Linked DNA regions of Homo sapiens: region 1 is linked to region 2. A link is an interaction called in ENCODE POLR2A ChIA-PET data of the cell type or tissue named here. Cell type or tissue: Panc1. All regions are shown on one strand. Region 1 has its middle 23 kb from the start of ABTB2. Region 2 overlaps ABTB2 (ankyrin repeat and BTB domain containing 2).

Region 1 (2,500 bases), 130 kb after region 2:
TGATCAAGTTTAATCTTTAGCAGGTAGGACTGAAACCCAAAGCCACAAAAAGCAACTGAGCTGGGAGATATCTATTACAGCCATTGCCTCTAAATCTGACTATGAGAAAAGCATTTCAAATATCACATGACTTAACTTATTGGAATTTGTGGTAAAGAAATAAGAATGAGCACAAATATTTAGCAACAAAATCAATTGCAGTATTGTTAGTAATTATAAAAAGATATAAACATGTAACTGTCTAACAATGGCAGATTGTTAAAAATAAGTAAATATCCATATAGTGGAATAATATGGAGCCATTTAAAGTGATGCAGAAATATATCTTTTGTCTTGAAATATGTTTATGATAATTAGGTGAAAAAAGCAAATCACAGAAATGTTTTTTGTTTGTTTGTTTTTGAGACGGAGTCTCGCTCTGTCACCCAGGCTCACTGCAACCTCCACCTCCCGAATTCAAATGATTCTCTTGGCTCAGCCTCCCAAGTAGCAGGGAATACAGGCATGCACCACCACATCCAGCTAATTTTTGTATTTTTAGTTGAGATGGGGTTTCACCATGTTGGCTGGCTGGTTTCGAACTCCTGACCTCAAGTGATCTGCCTGCCTCAGCCTCCCAAATTGCTGAGATTACAGGTATGAGCCACTGCTCCCAGCCAACATGTGTGTTTTGATCTAACTTTTGTTTTAAAAAAGTAGAAAACAACTTAATATATGAAAGTGCTAATGGTGACAAGACAGATGGGATTACAGTTTAAAAGTAGCGTTTTTTTCCTGTTTGTCTACATTTTCTGATCTTTCTGAAATGAGCATGTATTGCTTTGTTATAAAAAAATAATAAATTTTGAAAATGAAAGTATAGAGCTTGGACCTATTATGTATTATGGAAATAAATGAATGAACTGCATAGCAATTTCTGCTATCATGACATGGGATAAAAATGTTTTAAAAGCATATTTCCCATTGCATTGTGATTTATCTTTTTACCTATCTGCCTCCCTTTAGCTGAAGATCCTCTAGGTCAAAGACTATTATTATTCATCTTTGCTTCCCTAGCATGTAGTTCACAAATTCAGCTGGTGATGAGTAAATGTTGAGTAATTGAGTAAGCAGCACATAAAAGTGTGTCAGAAGACTTAGATATTAGTCAGGGTATGTGTTGACAATCACATCGTCCATCTGATGTGTTGACAATCCCACCATAAAATACATCATGGTAAAAATCCAGTCCACCAGAGGAAGTCCTCGAGATGCAGCTAAGATGAAAGGTCAGGGGCCAAGGGCTGAGGGTAAATAATACATAGAAATCACAGATTTGTGTGTTGTGGGTGCTATATCAAAGACACCATCAAGTTTGGGGATCTTAGTAAGGATTGTAGGAAAACTGTAAATGAAACAGAAATAATAGTATTTTCAAGAGGGGTAAGGAAATGAATGGATACTTGGATGCATTTTTTTTTTCTGGAGATCAATTGAAGCACACTCATCAAAGCCTTAAAAATACGCATGATTTTTGACCTAGCAATTTTATTTCTGAGAATTTATCCTATGGAAATATTATGGACATGCACTAGAAATTAGCTCTAAAGATGTTCATCACAGTGCTATCTGTAATAACAAAAACAAACAAACAAACAAAAAACAACCAAACAAAAACAGAAATAATGCCAATATTCAACAGCAGAAAATTGGCAAGGTAAAGTATGAAATACTCATTTAACAGAATACTTTGTGATAACTAAAAAGACACTGTAGAAATATATTTCTAGATGTGGAAGATGTCCATAATATATTGTCAAATTTTAAAAAGATGTGTTACAGAACACTATTGCAAAAATAAAAATACATAGATGGGTGAAATATGATATGTTAGTAGTGGTTTTCCCTTGAGGAAAGGGATTGTGGATTTTTTTTTCTTGAAAAAGTTTATTTTGCTTCCCTGTCCTTTCTGAGTTCTTTGTAGTGAAACTATGTTGTTCTTATATAAGAAAAAGAAGAAAAGGAAGACTTTACCAAAAACATATAAATATGAAAGCATAATACTAATGGGATCACAGGAGAAAGGCCTTATTTTTTGCAGCCAGCTCTTATATAGTACCTACTATGCACCATGCATATTTATTTACATTTATTAACTTGTTTTTCTCATCACAACCCTATGATCTTTTCCACTGATGAGGCAACCAAAGCACAGTGATGGTCAGTAACTTGATAAGGTCATAGAGCTAGTAGAGCCAGGATTTGGAGCCCAAGAATCTAGCTAGTTCTAGACTCTGTGCTCTTAACAACCACTGTACTATGAGGAAAGAAATCTAGGTATGTGCCTTCTGTCATCACATCTCCATGATGTCCATTTTTCATGCCTGCTTGATTCCGGATAGGCTGAAAAGGAGTAGTGGGCCAGTTTTGATGGCACATATTAGATGCAATCTGCTATGCCCTTCAGGAGCTGGCTTTGAGGCTGATCCTAGACATAATGCAGTGGGTGAAATGTATTTTA
Region 2 (2,500 bases):
AAGTATCAGGAGCCACTGTGCTGTTCTAGACTAAATGGTAAACTGAGTAATAAACCCAGGCCTTGAAGCTGCAGCCACGGAAACACATGGGCCCCAGCAGGGGAGAGAGGCCCTCCTCATCCTGGGGCCACAAATATCTGTCACTCAGGGACTGGCTTTGCTGCCAGCTTCTAAAACGTTCAGGCCAATGCCTGGCACAAGCCCCTATAAGGATATGAGGGGCGTGGGGCCTGCTGGATCAGCCAGGAGACACACCTCTCATTCCTTTTCTCTCTTCCTAAAAGACAATTCTATTCAAAGGGAGACTCTTCTGCTGAACAAAAAAGTAACAACAAAATCCCCTCAGGCAATTCTGTGGGTTTCCTAAACCCACAGAGTTCAACAAAATTGGCCAAGGTTGGATAGGTTCTTATCCAAACTTCGATACAAGGGCTTTTTTGTTTGGTTTTAAAATGACAAATCTTGGGCTGGGTGTGGTGGCTCACGCCTGTAATCCCAGCACTTTGGGAGGCCGAGGCAGGTGGATCATCTGAGGTTGGGAGTTCGAGACCAGCCTGACCAACATGGAGAAACTCTGTCTTTACTAAAAATACAAAATTAGCTGGGCGTAATGGTGCATGCCTGTAATCCCAGCTACTTGGGAGGCTTAGGCAGGAGAATCGCTTGAACCCAGGAGGTGGAGGTTGCAGTGAGCCGAGATCGCACCATTGCACTCCAGCCTGGGCAATAAGAGTGAAACTCCATCTCAAAAAAAAAAAAAAAAAAAAAAAAAAGACAAATCTTGTCTCCCTGGACCTTTTTCTTGATATCTGTACTCTTCGCCATTTCAACTTGCTTTGAACCCTACCACAACAGAAAACCTCACATACTTCTTTAGGTGGTTTTTTCCAAAGTTCATACCTACACAAATGAGTTTCTTTGTATTGAGCCTCAGAATGCTCAACAAATCACTTTTTGCCAGAAGTTCCATTTCTTTTCTTTTTTTCTTTTTTCTTTTTTTTTTTTTTTTTGAGACAGAGTTTAACTCTTATCACCCAGGCTGGAGTACAATGGCATGATCTCGGCTCACCGCAACCTCTGTCTTCCGGGTTCAAGCAATTCTCCTGCCTCAGCCTCCCAAGTAGCTGGGATTACAGGCATGCACCAACATGCCCGGCTAATTTTGTATTTTTAGTAGAGACGGGGTTTCTCCATGTTGGTCAGGCTGGTCTTGAACTCCCAACCTCAGGTGATCCGCCCACCTCAGCCTCCCAAAGTGCTGGGATTACAGACGTGAGCCACTGCACCTGGCCCCCAGAAGTTCCATTTCTTAAGCTGGGCCAAGGCCTCTGGTGTGCAGCTGTCTTGGCCTGTTGGCTGGTGGAGCCACCGCTACAGGTTCCTCAGCTTAGTTCTCATGCCAGCACCACCCCCTCCCAAAGCTGCGAAGGAGGAATGCTGGAGACAGCTGGTCCCTGACTTATGATGTTTGACTTTACAGTGGTGGGAAAGCCATACACATTCAGTAGCAGCAGTACTTCAAGTACCCACACCACCATTCTGTGTTTCACTTTCAGTAATCAATAAGTTACATGAGATATTCAACACTTTATTATAACATAGGTTTTGGGTTAGATGATCTTGTCCAATTGTAGGCTAATGTAAGTGTTCTGAGCATGTTTAAGGTAAGCTAGGCTAAGCTATGACGTTCAGTAGGTTAGGTGTATTAAGTGCATTTTGATTTATATTTTCAATTTACAATGGGCTTATCTGGACATAACCCCATCTTAAGTCAAGGAGCATCTGTACATGTATTGAGGAGTCAAGGCCCAGCCAGGGCCAAAATGCAGGCCAAGAAATCTTAGCAAACCAATGACACCACCAATTATAGCAATAGCTGATACAGATTGTGCATTGACTACAAATCAGATACTCTGCTAAGCACTTCACATGTACCATTTCATTTAAACCTCCTATGAGAAAACATTTAAACAACTCTATGAGAAAAGTAATTATCGGCACCATTTTGTACATGAGGAAATCGGTTCAGAGGCATAAAGGAGAAAGACACATATCTGTTGGGCATTTATGTCTTAACTCGAGGAAGAAGGCATGTATATGCTGTGTATTACACAAGCACAGGGAGAAAGAATAGCTACACCTGGTGGGCAAGGTCCTTGCTCAGCTTATGGATCCACTGTGGGAAAACCCAAAGGGAACACCAGGTAGCAATCATTCAATTTACTTATCTATAATTTTTCTTAAAAAAAAAAAAAAAAAAAAAAAAAACAGGGTCTTGCCCTGTCACCCAGGCTGGAGTGCAATGGCACAATCATAGCTCACTGCAGCCTTTGGGCTCAAGTGATCCTCCCACCTTAGCCTCTCCAGTAGCTAGGGGAGGCTTGCACCATCATGCCCAGCACATTTTTAATTTTTTTGTAGAGGGTGGGGGATCTCATTTGTAGCCCAGGCTGGTCTCAAGCTCCTGGCCTCAAGTGATCCTCCCATCTCAGCCTCCAAA

Evidence for each region. ChIA-PET counts read pairs that join two places held together with the same protein. Peaks named below come from ENCODE experiments on the same cell type or tissue, not always from the same donor. Only the 100,000 strongest peaks of a DNase experiment are listed, where the experiment ranks them.
Region 1: POLR2A ChIA-PET joins it to region 2 with 11 read pairs; 3 of 35 experiments call an interaction of 5 or more read pairs at or near these places.

Annotation. Positions count from the first base shown.
Region 1 is chr11:34,379,747-34,382,246 of GRCh38, forward strand. No RefSeq gene overlaps it. Among named protein-coding and RNA genes, the nearest start is that of ABTB2, 23 kb to the left of the region's middle. In Panc1, no CTCF peak of the experiment used is centred here; a DNase peak (open chromatin) is centred at 1,105; H3K27ac peaks cover 2,500 bases.
Region 2 is chr11:34,245,855-34,248,354 of GRCh38, forward strand. All of the region lies in intron 1 of ABTB2 (ankyrin repeat and BTB domain containing 2), which reads right to left. Among named protein-coding and RNA genes, the nearest start is that of ABTB2, 110 kb to the right of the region's middle. In Panc1, no CTCF peak of the experiment used is centred here; no DNase peak of the experiment used is centred here; H3K27ac peaks cover 373 bases.